Linked DNA regions of Homo sapiens: region 1 is linked to region 2. Evidence: chromatin loops called from intact Hi-C (ENCODE). Cell type or tissue: PC-3. All regions are shown on one strand. Links, peaks and the distances in the headings refer to the core of each region. The heading gives the core; the rest is flanking DNA.

The links. Peaks named below come from ENCODE experiments on the same cell type or tissue, not always from the same donor. Only the 100,000 strongest peaks of a DNase experiment are listed, where the experiment ranks them.
Region 1: a loop joins it to region 2, with 4 times the contacts of the local background. A loop is called at or near these places in 5 of 110 quality-filtered maps.

Annotation. Positions count from the first base shown.
Region 1 is chr10:29,101,719-29,110,052 of GRCh38, forward strand. LOC107984171 (a long non-coding RNA gene) reads left to right here. Exons shown (of 5, transcript XR_001747285.1): 4 at 2,220-2,365; 5 at 2,553-2,975. Among named protein-coding and RNA genes, the nearest start is that of LYZL1, 180 kb to the right of the region's middle. In PC-3, for the core only: no CTCF peak of the experiment used is centred there; DNase peaks (open chromatin) are centred at 3,483 and 3,963; H3K4me3 peaks cover 2,527 bases; H3K27ac peaks cover 4,047 bases.
Region 2 is chr10:28,986,842-28,995,175 of GRCh38, forward strand. No RefSeq gene overlaps it. Among named protein-coding and RNA genes, the nearest start is that of C10orf126, 140 kb to the left of the region's middle. RefSeq lists an enhancer at 4,015-5,214 and a silencer at 4,959-5,253. In PC-3, for the core only: a CTCF peak has its summit at 5,102 (motif pointing left); DNase peaks (open chromatin) are centred at 4,680 and 5,180; H3K27ac peaks cover 1,266 bases.

The DNA.
Region 1 (8,334 bases), core at 31-8,030, 110 kb after region 2:
GCTGAGACAGGAGAATGGCGTGAATCCGGGAGGCAGAGCTTGCAGTGAGCCGAGATCATGCCACTGCAATCCAGCCTGGGCGACAGAGTGAGACTCCATCTAAAAAAAAAAAAAGACAAATTGTTCTAGCAGCAGTTCACTTAGTGGACATTTAAACCCTGTTTCACCCAGCAATGGGAACACTGCAGCCCCATAACCTTGGGCTGGGGTGGGACTCCTGGGGAAGGGTGATGTCTGGGTGGTTTCCAGAAGCTTTGTGCTGTGTGTTTCGGACCCTTATCTCTGGAATTAAGTTGCTGAGTATGAATGAGGCTGACATAGAAAAGCTCTGTTTAATCACAATCCTTAGCCGAATTCTTGGTGGTGTGAGTTTGGGGAAGGAGGAGTGCATAAAAGCGATAGCATTGTATACCAGTGTCCTGGTATTGTTGCATCCCTGACTCCTTCCCGCCACACACCCCCCTCGCCGCCCCACACACACACACTCAGAGCCATTTTTAAAAGGAATCCCAGTTAAGGTAAGCATAATACCTTAAAAGCAAAGCCTTATCTTCTCTTTCCATCAAGCTCCCTTGAAAGAGCACGCTGTCTGGCTGGTAGTTCTCTAGGAATCTGTTTTCTTTGTGGCAGCTGCTGAACCCAATGAATCAAGCCAATAAACTATTTTGACAGCATCTGCTTCTTTTATTCTTCCTTCTCTCCAATCCTGGCCCCAATCTAAAAGCCTCAGACACCATCCCTTCCTTCCCCCACGCTGAAGCAGACAGCCTCTGTAACTAGTTAATGGTGCCATTCTTCAGCAAATCTGAAGGCCTTGGCAGGAGCCCAGGGGCCATGGGGAAATCGAGTTCTGTTTTCCAATTGACACACTGACAGAGGCATTCGTCCAACTGGGCACCCCCTCTCCAGAGGAGGCTGGCTATATGGAGAGTGTGGCAGGGCCATCTATCCCCAATTGTGTCCTCTAATGAATTGTCACCACCTCTGACTTTCAACCATTTATTCTTTTGAGCCTTGTTGTAGTCTTTCAGAGTTTTCCATAAAAATCTCCGTCCCCAGAGAAATGCAGTAACACCTAAACACCTAGCAGGGTGAGTCAGTACCTGGCTAGGTCACAGGGACTAAGGGGATTGGGTTACTGTGTGGGTGGAGTTCTGGACAAGGAGAGCTGTTTAAGGGTGATGGTGAGGAGAGATGAGAGGAGGGCACCGCAGGCCTGTCCGGGCTCCCACTCCAGCTGGCCTGGGTTAGACAACCACAACTTAGCAGTGCTACCATGAATGCATAAGGATGGCCTGACATCTGGGAGAAATAATGAGTTTCTAACTTCCCAAGTTTCTATACGTTCATTTTAAATGTGGAGAAAATGCAAAGGTGCAGTGTGATGGTGTGAAAATTCATGAGTTAAATTCCTAACCCCTAAGGCGAAGCCTCGATTATAAAGGTGGAACCCTGATGAATGGGATTAGTGCCTTTATAAGAGACCCCACAGAACTAGCTTGCTCCTTCCCCCATGTGAGGACACAGCCAGAAGGCACCGGCTTCTGGTTTCTATAAACCAGAAGGCAGGTCTTCACCAGACATTGAATCTGCTGATCGCGTGCTCTTGGACTTTCCAGCCTCCAGAACTGTGAGAAACAAATTTTTGTTATTTAAAGTTTCCCATTTTATGGTATTTTGTTATAGTAGCCTGAATAGTCTAAGACATTGGGTTATTGTTACAACAACAGGTAGATTCTTTGATTTCTAGGAGAGTCTTTCCAGAAAAATAAGACCACTAATACAGAGGCTTTATATTCTATAGAGGAATTTACAGACTGGTAACGGAAAAGATAGGCATATTGTTTTAGTCTATTCATGCTGCCATAACAAAACATCTTAGACTGGGTAATTTATAAAAAGCATAAACTTATTGCTGACAACTATGCAAACCGGGAAATCAGGGTTATGGAGACTAGGGAAGTCTAAGCTGGGGGATTAGCAGGTTTGGTGTCTGGTGAGAGCCCAGACACTGCTTCCACGGTGGCGCCTTCAACGTGGCATCCTCCTGAGAGGCAAGGAGGAACACTGTGCCCTATATGGTAGAAGGCTGAAAGGACAAAAAAGGGCTGAATGTTGTGGGAAACCCCTTTTATAAGGACATACAATAAATCCAGAGAGCTTGGAAGCTGACTGGTTTCTTTTTATGTGTGCCAAGATTATTGGTATTATCTTTACAGGAAAAGGTGGCTGTGGCCATTACCAAGTTATTAAAACCACAGAGATCTTGACTTGTATGGACTGAGATGAGGCTTCCATCAGCATCTCGCATAAATAACATAACACTGATGCAGCAGATGAACATGGAATCAGTGACATCCACAAGGTAAGACCTTTTCTTCTTTGCCTTGGGCTCATCTAGACCCCTGTGGCAGGAGATTCTGAAGCGTGGAACATTACTGATTCTGAAATGATACAATTTATGCCCTGACTAAGCAAGGTCCACCTTTGGTTATAAACATTGGATCCATCATAAAGTTATTAAGCCAAGATCATGTTTTTGGACCCTGAAGAAGACAATAGGCTTGGAGGAGAAACAGACCTTGACTTCAAGACACAACGCAGAGGGAAATATCGCTGATACAAAGCTTGAAGATGATCATCTATGTACCCATCGGGACATTTTTAAAGGGACAAGTGGAATGAGCGAAGACTTTGAAGACAGTCTTGTCTGCCAGGCACTCAGATCATCAGGAAGCAGAAAAGGAGATGCAAGATCAGGTTGAGAGGTATTTTGTGCAGGAATACACATTCAGTGTTATAATGTAATTGAAAAAGAGTCTATTTCAGAGGCATCAGCTTCACAGCCACCATGGTTTAACCTCACCTGTGGTGTGAGATGGACAGTGGGTATGGGTGGCCCCTCCTATGGGTGGGAAGCACAGTGATGTGTTGGGCACCTGAGCAGGGCTGCCAAGATTTTCTAAAGCATTCTGTGGACCATTCTGTGAGCCCCTACAAGGGGTTCTGAGCTCCTTGCCCTGGGATTTGATCCAATGGACCTATCTAACTGGTATCTCCAATGTCAGAGGTGAGTGAGAGCTTCTGTTTGTTTGAACTCTGCCTGACCTCAGTCTCAGTGCTTATTTTGAACCAGGAACTAAATGTAGAGGAAAAGTATGGAGGACAAAGTGCACAATTATTTTCTCTTGGACAGATCTTCGACGTCCTGCTTTTCCCTGGGGAGCACTTTCCCTGGATGCAGGTAGACACAACTTCTTTCTCCTAATATGCCCACCCTGCATTCTCCCTTCGCCCTGGTCTTTTCTCATGATTTTGGGAAAGTTCCAGACAGTCTCTCTGACTGGCAGCAGGAAAAACACAGTGCAATATAATATATTGTGTATATTTAGCATGACGTGTAAATATTTTATAGAAGCTAAAGTAAATAATATATATATTTGTAATGTCAGTGTAAATATTTGATAGGCTGCAGTAGGAATCCAGTATGTTTGGAGCTGGGCACAGCACCAGTGGGAGGAAGGGACAAGGTCAAATCAGAGGGCAACCTGTTCATGACGTATCTGAAAACATCTCTTTTTCTCCTTCTGCCTGGCTGCTGCTTTGAACGCTTGACTCTCAACATTCAAATATTCTCACGTGAATTATCCACAGCAATTCAAGACCAAGCCCTATAGCTTTAGAGGCTGCTGGAAAGAGAGCAGCATGTAAGATCCTAAATAACTGGCTGAATTATATTTATTCATTTGTTGACTTGTTTACTGTCTATCTCATCCATACAATAGAAATTCCTGGAAGGCCCATCTTGCCTATTATCATATCTCCAGTGCATAAAACAGTTCCTGACACATAGTAGACACTCTGTAAATAATTCTGGACTGAATAAATGGTGAGATTTGATGCCAAACTGAGGAGAAAAAAACTGCAACCCCAGCCCTCCCTGAAAGGGCCAACATTTTAAATCCATTAGTCATGCAAACCTTGAGGGTGAGTTTATTTAAATTAGTGATAAGAACTAGCTGAAGTTAGCTATGTGACAGGCTGATGTTGTTTCACTGGAAGGGGAAGAAGGTATTTGGGGCCCTAGGGCTCCACGGTGAGGTCCACGCCAGAAGAGTTGTCTAGGAGGCCATGGAGGTAGTGAGGGGCACAAGGCAGATGGGGATAAAGAAGCAGAAAATCTACAGCAGAAGATGAGAGGGAAGTGGAAGACACTAGAATATCTTTACCACCTCCCAAATTTTCCAGGACAACCTCTTTACATGCATGACTATGAGTAAGTGTTTCAACATTAAATGCAACCTACTGTTAGCTTTCCCGGGACTAGTTACCCAGAAGGTTTTACTTCATCTAAAATGCAACCAATAATAGCATTCATAGCAAATGCTTATGTTGTATTTACCCAGACACTATTCACATTGTTCTACACGCATGAATGCATTTCACCCTTAGAACCCCCAAGTAGAGGAAAAAGAAATTCAGGAGATTATGTGACTGAATTATCTAGGGATGATCATGAGCTACGTTCCTTTCACCTGTGAGTATCAAATACTACTGGTGTCAGTAGAGGCAACATGTCCCTCTTTCTAGATGCTCCTCTTCCTGTGTGTGTTGTGTTGGGTTGTGGGGGAAGTCTTAGTGAGAAGTTCCTGGACTTAAGAAAGGTAGAGTAGCTCCCAGGTAAACAGAACCTGCTTGGAAACAGGTCTAATCTCTTACAAAATCACAGAGCCCAAAGAATGTAAAGGCCCTGAGAGGAACTAAGTCTAATAGCTCCACCGAGTGATGCACGGAGAGTTCCCGGAACAGTCCTTCAGCTTGCTGGCTGCACAGGAAACTGTGTGATGTGTGCTGTACCCACATTTCTCATCTGTCCTCAGAACACAGTAAATATCAGCTGGCTTTGCTCATCGGAGAGGTGTGGGGTATGGAAGGGACAAGAGAAGAGAGAAAGGGAGACAATAGAACAATAACTGATCTCTCCTTTCTGGTATTACTGTTATAACAGCACAATGGCAATTGAGCAATCAATTCCAAACTTTTAAAAGTCTTTTTCTTTTCTCAACTTAAAATCAAAGCTTGCGCTGGGCGTGGTGGCTCACACCTATAATCCCAGCACTTTGGGAGGCCAAGGCTGGTGGATCACCAGGTCAAGAGATCAAGACCATCCTGGCCAATATGAAACCCCATCTCTACTAAAAATACAAAAATTAGCTGGGCGTGGTGGCACGTGCCTGTAATCCCAGCTACTCGGGAAGCTGAGGCAGGAGAATCGCTTGAACCCAGGAGGCAGAGGTTGCAGTGAGCCAAGATCGTGCCCTGCACTCCAGTCTGGTGACAGAGCAAGACTCCATCTCAAAAAAATAAAAATAAAATAAAATCAAAGCTTGAAGTTCTTACACCATGGCACCAGCAAAGACATGTGCTGTCTTGTCACTGTGCCCAACAGAACAGATGACTTCTTTCCCATATCCCACCCGATGATGTTCTGAGATGGTTTTGAAATGTTGTCTAGACCACAGTGGGCCTGTCTTACAAACCGCACCTCTGTCAGTGGTGTACCCACACCCGTGTCACTCTATCCGTGGCCCTGAAGTGCTGTGGATGAGGGCCACAAGTGAGCTAGATGTCTCAGAAGACAAAGAGAGAGGCACCTTGTGGGACAGTGTTTAAATATTCTCAGTGCCAGAGAGGAAGCTGGGACCCAGCAGAGGTCTGAGTTGACATGCTGGGCCCTCTCTAAGGCCAGCTGTTGGGGACCAGGTCCTCAAGTCCTGCCATTGAGACAAGGCAAACGGAACACATTTCCTCTTCTTTCCACATTTGTACCAATAGCCTGGACTGAGTGTCGGGGTCATCTTGGTGCACGTTCAAGTCCTTCATTCTTGACAGGTGCTAACTCAGAGAACTCGGTGGGGCCCAGGTCCAACACAGCCAGGTGAGCTGACTCCAGAGCCAGATCAGAGCTGGGCTTGGGAACCAAAATCCAAGCAATTTATTGAGTCCTCAAAGAAACACTGAACTTTATTTCACTGAACTACACTTGTAGACCAATGCATTGTAGTGGGACCTTCAGCACCATGGAATCAGACTCAGAGTGTTTCATTTTGTTTTCTTTTTCTAGTCTTATTTTTTGCTTTGTCTTACTTTGACTAGCTTTGTTTCACCTTGTTAGGCAGAAAATTCAAGGAACAAGATGATTCCCTTTAGTTTGATATGGATAAATAAACATTAAATGAGCAAACTACTGCTTGCTAGACTTATGTTGCCTCTGTGGATTGAGATATGAATCAAACATACATTCAACATTTATGTGGCAAGGACTAGAGAAAAAAAAGTACACAAGGAGCAATAGGACAAGGAGAACAGGTTCCCAACCCAGACAGGAGAAACAGAAAAGCTACCTGGAGAGGTGACATTGACATTGAAGTTGACTGAGTTTCTGCAGTTGTATTTTTTAACCTGCAAGGCCATTGACAATGCAGAAGAACCCAGATTTCAAGAGAAACAGAGCTAGATTCAGACAACACCTCCACCACCACTTACTGTCTGCATCAGTCAGGGTAAGCTACATGCTGTAACAAACAGCCCTCGAGAGCTAACCTAGGGCATGCTTATTTCTTGCTCATAACACAGTCCAGTGCAATGCAGTGGGGTTCTGCTTCATATGGGCAGTCACGCTTCTTCTATGCTTTCTCCCATTCTAGGGCCTCATCTTCTTCAGCATTAAGTTATAGATGGGGGAAGGGGGAGATGGTAGAGAAGACCCATTTGCTTTTAAGCTGCCTCAGGCAAGAAGTGGCCTACATCTCTCCCACTCACTCTCCATTGGTGAGAACCAGCCACATGGCCCTGCCTAGATGCCAGGGGACTAGAAGTGCAGTATAGCTGTGGGCCCAGGAAGGGGATATTAGTGAGTGTTAGCAACCTCTGCCACAGCAGCCATATCAGATCAGTGAGGTTACCAAACCTCTGTGAATTCTGAATGCTGTCGCTGAAGCTGAGACCAGTTTCTATTGACTAGGTAAAGCAAAGACATGTATTTTTGGCCTCTGCACACTTCTTGGTGACTTGGGAGAACTTCAATCATATGCTGTCACCATCATAATCATCATCCGGTCAACAAGCACATTGCCAGGCATGGTGCTGGTGTGGGAATACAGCTGTGGACCAGAGAGGTTGGGTCCCTGGCCTGATAGAGCTGAGAGGTATCACATCCTTAGACCAGAATATGACATATTGCAGGATTCTTGGTATTCTAACTTTGAGAAATCCTTTAGAGTGAATTTTATGTATATTGAGGGTGTAAAGTTCTTATACCTTTCTTTAAGCAGATGAATTCATGGTTGCCTCTAACCTCTGGGTCGCATGTGTTTTCTTGGAGCACTGAAATGTTGCTTTTTTTTTTTTCATGCCTGAGGGTAACAGAAGACCAGGTCATGAGGCATGACCTCGCCCTGCTATTTTGCTTCCAGAGTGTAAGGTCGTCTGCTATAAAATACTCCAGATATGTTTCTTGGTACAACATGTCTTGAAAATTATATGCTTTCAACTTAAAGCATAATTGGGTACCAGAAACAAATGTTCGTGCTGCTTTATAACATGTTTCTCATAGCCTGTGGCCTTTTGTCCCAACTCCTCCCGCTCCATGAGGGCACAACTGTTTCAGAAAAGAGATTAAACCTCAAAAGAATCTGAGAGTAACCTTGGAGTGGCTACAGATTTTTCAGGAAAGCTCTGTCTCCATTGCAGGCTGGATAGTGTTACTCTGCACGACATTTGTCACTGAATCTGGAGTGGCTGTGTTTTTACAGACAATTGGGATTTTTTTTAAAAAAAGGAAAGATAAAATTTATGGATATCCCGTGGTCTTCCCAGTAGCCAGACAGCGATAATCTGACAATGCTAATCTTTAGCGTTAAGGGTTTGGAAACTACAGACTAGCCCTTTGGGAAACTGATAATAAAACATTTAAAAGAAATCAAAGAGCAAATATCAAACAAGCAATGCCTCTTCCATCATCTGTGCTGTTGTCTATGTAATCCTCCAAACTTTAGTTTGAGAGATCACTTGAAATTCTGGGAGTCTTTCAGGAGATTATCGGTATCAGTTAAGGCTTTGAAGTAGGGGCTGCTGGCATCTCATTACTGACAGAGATCAAAAACCAAAGCTGGAGTGCAGTCCCCGGCTGTAGGGCCTCATTCACACATCACAGACGCACTCAATTATCAAAGTCCGGGACCGTCTTTATGTGATACCTGCTTAACCACAAATGGCCCTTCCTGCCTCCTGTGGCCTTTCGCTCCCTTGTTCTTGCCTCTTTCCTGCTTGTGC
Region 2 (8,334 bases), core at 319-8,318:
TTGCTCTGTTGCCCAGGCTGGTTTCAAACTCCTGAGCTCAAGTGATCCTCCCGCATCAGCCTCCCAAAGTGCTGGGACTATAGGTACACAACACCATGCCCTGCTGGAAGTGGCATTTTTATTCCCACTTTACGTAGGAGCATTTCCTCACCCAAAGCAGAGACTGTTAAAGGGTTGATCCAGGTTTCTCCGGCCTGGGAGACTTTTGGAGTAGAACTTGGGTCTTCCAACTTCCTGTCCCATGCCTGACACCTGACACCATGCTGCCTGCTCAGGGACCATTGCTGACCCATCTTTCACTGCCAGGCCCTCCTCCTCCTCAGAAGACTTTATCTCTCCCTCCTTTAAAGCTGAATTTAGTGACAATATATTTTATTTTTGACTCCCACTGTTTCTTTAGTTTTTTGGTTTTTGTTTTTTAAATTTCAGACAGAGTCTTGCTCTGTCGCTCAGACTGGAGTGCAGTGGCATGATCTCGGCTCACCACAACCTCCGCCTCCCGGGTTCAAGCAATTCTCATGCCTCAGTCTCCCAAGTAGCTGGGACTACAGGCACCTGCCCCCACACCTGGCTAATTTTTTATATTTTTAGTAAGAGATGGGGTTTCCCCATGTTGCCCAGGCTGGTCTCAAACTCCTGATCTCAGGTGATCTGCCTGCCTCGGCCTCCCAAAGTGCTGGGATTACAGGCGTGAGCCACCATGCCCGGCCATAGATTTTTATTATTCAAATACCAATACGTCGTTGTTGTAACGGATTTAAATTATGTATGAGAATATAGAGCCCAGTGTGAAAGGGCCCATTCCTGGCTTGGAGCTTATACATCCTGGCTGCTGTCCTGGGCCACCAGGGAATGTCTGCTTTCCCTCCCTTCCAGTATGTCTTTCCTCCTCCTCTTCCTTTTTTCCTCGTCATCCTCTTCCCTTTCCTCCTTCTCCTCCTTTCTCCTTCCTTCTCCTCTTCCCCTTCTTCTTCCTACTTCTCCTTTTCCCCTTCACTTTCTTTCCCCTCACATCTCTCTTTCTTCTCCCATATGTATTTAAATAAAATAAGGATGTTGTTTTACACAAATAAAAAAATAGTTTTAGAAACATGCCTTGGTGGAAAGCAAGAATTTTTTCAAAACCTTTCTTATATAAAGGAAAACGACACAAAGCCTCCTGTAGTGTAGAGCTGGAGCTAATTTTAGGAAGAAGGAGGATTTGACACACATGAAGGAAAAGAGAAGCTCGTTCGCCACGAGACGTGGGGAGCCAAGACAGGGAGTGAGACAAAATAAAACCCCGTGAGTCACCTTTGAGCTCTCTCCTCCTCCCCATCCCAAATGCAGGCTACCAGCAAATCCTCCCTGCTCTATCTTCATAACATATCCAAAATCTGGCCGGGCACGGTGGCTCATGCCTGTAATCCCAGTGATTTGGGAGGCCGAGGTGGGCGGATCACTTGAGGTCAGGAGTTTGAGACCAGCCTGGCCAACATAACAAAATCCCATTTCTACTAAAAATACAAAAATTAGCCGGGCGTGGTGGTGGGCAGCTGTAACGCCAGCTACTCTGGAGGCTGAGGCACGAGAATTGCTTGAACCCGGGAGGCGGAGGTTGCAGTGAGCTGAGATTGCACCACTGCACTCCAGCCTGGGCAACAGAGCAAGACTCTGTCTCAAAAAACAAAACACACACACACACACACACACACACACACACACACACACATATCCCAAATCCTTCCTTTTTTCATCACCTCCCAACTCACATCCTGGTGCATGCCATGAGCATCTCTTTCCTGGATTTTTGCAGCTGCCCCACTGGTGTGCCAGAGCCAGCTTGTTAAATCACCTGAGCCGAATATGAAGTTTCCAGGAATTCTGCAAGTTAGTTGTTAAATGCAACCATTACTAAAAATTAAACAATATAAACTTATTATTAAATTATATTAAAAACCAAGGTAATAAATATTTAGAAGTCAACGCTTCCTGATTTTACTCCATTTTACGGAGGCCGTTGATCTGTATTGTATTCACATGGTAGGAATACTGTACGATGCCAGGCTGCTGCACATCTCTCCCCAACTCTGCTTTTATTCTTTTTATTGATCTATTTATTTATTTGGAGATAAGGTCTTGCTCTGTCTCCAGGCTGTTAGAGTGCAGTGGTACAATCATGGCTCACTACAGCCTCAAACTCCCGGGTTCAAGTGATCCTCCCGCCTCAGCCTTTCAGGTAGCTAGCACCACAGGTGCATGCCACCATGCCTGATTACTTTTTATTTTGTATTTTGTAGAAATGGGATCTCACTATGTTGCCCAGGCTGGTCTTGAACTCCCGGGCTCAAGCAGTCCTCCCACCTCGGCGTCCCAAAGCACTGGGATTACCAGTGTGAGCCACCATGGCCTGCCTGTTTTCAGCTTTATTGGTGGAAATCAGCTATGGTGGAAGTATGAACACCACAGAAATCACCAAACACTACAAATCAGTAGTGGTCAACACTTTATAAATGCTCACTGGCCGTTTCACTCTGAATGAACAAAAGTCCCCATCTTCTGAAGAACTCACCAGGCCTGAAGCCTCCCCGCAATTCCCAACATACACCTTCTTCCCTAGTCTGGTAAGTTTATCCTACTGAAATACTACACCTGGAAGCCCAGCTAAAGTCTCACCTCTCTAGTGGAACTTTCCTTCTATTTTATTTATCTGGTCTTCCTGTTTTCCAATTCTTTTTATTTCATATACACAGTCTCACACTAACCTGTTCCTCAATGTCTCTGACTTTACTGTAAGTTCATAGACAGAGTCCATACACATTAGGTGCTCAATAAAGGCATATCAGGGGCTGGGCACGGTGGCTCATGCCTGTAATCCCAGCACTTTGGAGGGCTGACATGGGTGGATCACTTGAGCTCAGGAGTTCGTGACCAGCCTGGGCAACATGGTGAAGCCCTGTCTACAAAAATTAGCTGGGCATGGTGGTGCATGCCCGCAGCCCCAGCTACTTGAGAGGCTGAAGTAGGAGGATCGCTTGAGCCTGGGTGGTTGAAGCTGCAGTGTGCAGTGAGCATGTCACGGCACTCCAGACTGGGCAACCGAGCAAGACTCTGTCTCCAAAAAGCAACAACAAAAACAAAAGACAAATCACTGATGCAGGACTAGAGACCTGGCCCAAGATAATGTTACTAAGAGTAGTGAAAACAGATTTAAATATCATTATCATCTGATGGACCTAACCTTTCTGTCATTTGTTTCACTCATTTGCATAACCATCTGTGAGGTAAGCAATATTATCTGAACTTTACAGATGACAAAGTTAAGAAACTTGCCAGGTCAGACGGCTAGTAGGAGGCAGAGCTGGAACTTGAATCTGTGCTCTTTCTAAGAGGAGGAATTACTGGAGGAAAATGACCGAGGTTTCCATGGTAAATTGAATTGTGTTGGGAACTATACATGGTATTGGAGACTGCTCTGGTGGCACCATGAATGCCCTGACTTGGATACTCTTGTTTTCCAGGTAAAGAGACTGTATGTGGTGTTTTGACATTTTTCCAGAATCCCAATGTGCACAAGAGGCTTTCTGGGTGTGAGACATTTGTAACTAGGGGAATTAGTGCTATCCTGTTGGGCTGGCCTCTTGGAAGTGATTTGCCTTGGTTTTTCTCAGTGAGGGGACTGAAGTTGGGGAAAATGACAACAAGGAATTGTAGCCCTTCTTGCTGTGGTTGGCTGTGACAACACATGACACACATCATCCCCTCCACAACCAGAACAGGGATTCATGGGGACCCCAGAAGGCTTGACTGATGGACTAAAATGTGGGCTTTGATGGCCTCCTTCTTTTGGCCCTGCTTTTGTTTTTTATTGTTGTTGTTGTTGTTTGTTTGATTGTTTGTTTTTTCTGAGATAGGGTCTCACTGTTTTTGCAGGCTGGAGTGCAGTGGCATGATCACGGCTCACTGCAGCCTTGATCTCCCCAGGTTCAGGTGATCCTCCCACCTTAGCCTCTCAAGTAACTGGGACTACAGGCACGTGCCACAATGCCCAGCTAGTTTTTGTATTTTTTATAGAGAAAGGGTTGTGTTGCCCAGGCTGGTCTTGAACTTCTGGACTGAAGCCACCCTCCCACCTTGGCTTCCCAAAATGCTGGGACTACAGGTGTGAGCCACCACTCCTGGACTTGGGCCTGCTTTTGAATGATGCCAAGGCCGTCACGGTGGTCTCAAAGTCAAGCAATACAGTCAACCCAGAACCATGTTGGGCTCATCTGATCTTAGAGTCAGCCTCTCTCTGATACATTTAGATCATGTATTAGAACGGCAGCAAAAGGCACATGATTGTAGAGAGGGATGAGCTTTAACCAAGGTTAAAGAGCTTTGGCTCTTACTGGTGATGGTCCTGAAGTCAGTTATTTTGCCTCTCTTTGCCTCGGAGTTTCTTCATTTGCACAATAGGGGTAATGTTAGGATTAAAGGAGATAAAGTATGGGTCTAGTACATGGTCAATGATCATCAAGACGAAGGTTTTCTTGCAGAAATACAGGTCGGGCCCCTCAGCAGGGATTTGGCTGGTCCCACCTGATGTCATTCTTCCCACTAGTTTCAAACTGGGCTGCTCGCCTGTGGCCAGGGAGTGTATTCCAAAGCATTCCTGTTCGCCAGCTCAGGCCTCAGGGCTGCTGTGAAGCTGCAATTCCTTTCATGGAGCTCATGTGTGTGACAGGGTGTGCCCAGCTCTTAAAGTGCTTTGAAGAAAATGCCTTTGTGCTAAAAGCTCTATAAATATAAGGCGCAGACCTGGGCGTGGTGTTTCCAGAATACTCCCAATTTGATGTTAGCTGTCATCAAAGGCTCAGGTCATAGAAAAGTTGGAAATGGGGGTGGTTTGCCAATTCAGTGATTCCCCAAAGCAGAGATGATTGTTTTTTCTTTTTTTTTCCAACTTCCATTGCTTGATGGTACAAGGCCCATGTTGCCTTTCTTGTGTCCAGAACTACACAAACCTGATTTCAAGTATCCTTTTGAAGAATTACCAATTGCATACTCTCTCTCTACCCCTTTCTTCCCCACCCCACCCACCAACCATCCAGAGCCATCCAACAGCTCCTCCTGGTGGCCATTGCGGAGAGAGATTCTCTGATCACACACCTTTACCTTCAGTATGAATGTGCTTCATTCATTTATTCAACCACTTTTTATTGGTTAACTACTATGCACAAGGCATCTTGCTAGATGCTGGAGATACCAATAGAACAAATAGGGTTCCTGCCTTCATGGGGTCACAATTCTGTGAGGAAACAGACAAACAAGTGATTATAATTACACAATGACTGTGTCATAACAAAAGTATGTACAAGAGCATGGGGGAGGAGCAGGAAAGGAACCTAAGGCATGTTGATATTGAAGCTAAGAAGGCCACAACTTCAGGGCCTTCTCATTTGCATGGTCCCCTTCTGAGGCCATATCACATGTGCATATAACACACACACACACACACACACACACACACACACACACACACACATATTTTTTTCAGACAGGGTCTTGGTCTGTCACCCAGGCTGGAGTGCGGTAGCGATCACAGCTCACTGCAGCCTCAAACTCCTGGGGTCAAGCGATCCTCTCGTTTCAGCCTCCGGAGTAGCTGGGATAACAGGTACACACCACCACACCTGGCTAATTTTTGTATTTTTTGTACAGACTGGGTTTTGCTATGTTGCCAAGACTGGTCTCAAACTCCTGGCCTCAAGTGATCCTTCCTCCTCAGCCTCCCAAATTGCTGGAATTATAGGTCTTAGCCACCATCCCTGGCCTATGGTCATAGATTTTTATAAAATTTACAGGAGTAACCCATTTTGAAGGAATCAGTTAAGATTACACTTGTCTTCTGCACTAACACTTACTGTCATATTTCTCCTGTTATTGGGGGACATGGAAGCAGGAAAAGTTGTCTTTGGAACTGGCTTAGGGAGGGTTGAGTTGGGGATAGAATTCATTTGGGTTTAGTGAGGTTTTTTGTTGTTGTTGTTGTTGTTTGTTTTTTTTTTTTCTTTTTTTGAGATGGAGTTTTGCTCTTGTTGCCCAGGCTGGAGTGCAATGGCGCGATCTCAGCTCTCTGCAACCTGCCCCTCCCGAGTTCAAGTGATTCTCCTGCCTCAGCCTCCCGAGTAGCTAGGATTACAGGCATGCGCCACCACACCCGGCGAATTTTGTATTTTTAGTAGAGACGGGGTTTCTCCATGTTGGTCAGGCTGGTCTCGAACTCTTGACCTCAGATGATCGGCCCACCTCAGCCTCTCAAAGTGCTGGGAATACAGGCATGAGCCACCATGCCCGGCCCCTGGGTTTAGTGAGATATTTTTATGGGTTCATAGTTAAGCTATTGTCAGGCTTCCTTGTGTAGGAGCAGCTTCCAGAAATACTTCTATCACCCACCTTTCTGACTCAGCAACGCTGTGACATAAAGCTTCATGATCAGAGGCTACATCACAATTTAAACATGTCTGCTAGCTCCGGACACCAGAGCTAGGTGAACAATGGAGGAGAAACGTGATTTAGATAGATGGAGCCAGAAGCTAGTCTGCGGAATGTTCTTCAAATTATCAGACGTGTCACTTTGTAAGCAGAGGATTTGGTTGTGGGAAAACTTGAGAGAGGCTTCTGCAGATGTGGGAGCAGTTTTCAACACTTTTTTTTTTTTTTGAGACGAAGTCTCACTCTTGTCCCCCAGGTTGGAGTGCAATGGCACGATTTTGGCTCACTGCAGCCTCTGCCTCCTAAGTTCAAGCAATTCCCCTGCCTCAGCCTCCCAAGTAGCTGGGATTACAGGTGCCTGCCACCACGCTCGGCTAATTTTTGTATTTTTAGTAGAGATGGGGTTTCACCATGTTGGCCAGGCTGGTCTCGAACTCCTGACCTCAGGTGATCCGCCCACCTCAGCCTCCCAAAGTGCTGGGATTACAGGTGTGAGCCACCGCATCCGACCCAGTCTTCAATGACATCACTACTGAGTTTTGAAGCTGGAAGACATGTTTTCAAACAATCTATAGGCTAAAGCAAATCACCATAAAGTGTTAGAGCAAAGAGAGTGGATCTTTTTTAATCCTCTGTATAGAAAAAAAAGGTAGAAAATTGTTTTATGAAGAAGAGATCAGCGTTTGCAGCTAAAAAGTAGAGGAAAGAGAACTATTCTAGAGGCATATGAGGCAGTCACTATTTCTGTGGATTTTGTAATATCTGTGGAATTTGTCAGATGTTATTGTGATATGTTATGATTTTATACTCATTCTAAATAAATGTTCATTTTCATGCCTAATTTTTCATTTGTAATTCTGGATTCTTTTCTTTCATACTTCAGACTCTATACAACTTGGATCAGGCCTGGGAAAGAGACCCTAAGTGTGTCCTGGGGAGGACCAGTGGGGCTTCATGGAGGGTCAGTGTGGGTGCCAAGAGATGGAGGAACCTTATGAGTTGGCCAAGGGCAAAGTGAGCAAGGGAATTTCCAGGCAGAGAGGAAAAGTCAAGAGGCCTATGAGAGCCCTTCTGTAGAGGAAAGTGGGATATTGCAACTGAGGGCATGGAAGTGATCAAGGCCCCCAGGCCAGGTCATAGAGAGCTCTTCTGCTGTCCACAGGGTTCCCAAGGGAGGACCCCTGAGCGTTCAGGCAGGGAGTAGGCAGATGCTGATTTGGGGGTCCGCTAACTTTTCCTCTGTCTTTATCACTCAGCTTTTGATGAATTCTACCTTTTCTCATCTCTCTGTACATATCCCCTTAATCTTCCTCCTTCCTCATACTTTTTGGTTAATTCCTTTGACTGCCCTCTTCACTACCCTTCCACACCAAGGAAGGCTTTTTTATTTTTTTAAATTTTTTTCAGAGAGAGTCTTGCTCTGTTGTCCAGGCTGGAGTGCAGTGGCTCGATCTTGGCTTACTGCAACCTCTGCCTCCTGGGTTCAAGCAATTCTCCTGCCTCAGCCTCCTGAGTAGCTGGGATTACAGGTGCCCACCACCACGCCTGGCTAGTTTTTGTATTTTTTTTAGTAGAGACAGGGTTTCACCATGTTGGCCGGGCTGGTCTCAAACTCCTGACCTCAAGCAATCCTCCTGCCCCAACCTCCCAAAGTGCTCGGATTACAGGTGTGAGTCACCGCACCCGGCCCAAGTAGTGCTTTTTTGTCTCTCTCCTGTTGATTGTGAAATAGGAATGACTACAATCACCAAAGGAACTAACACAATGTTAGTGAGTACCCATAAGTGTTCAGTGCTGAGTAAGTAGTTGATAATTAAAATGGTAAAGGTATTGCCCTCAAGAATCCTGTTGGCTATGGGGAGATTCAGCTAAACAAGC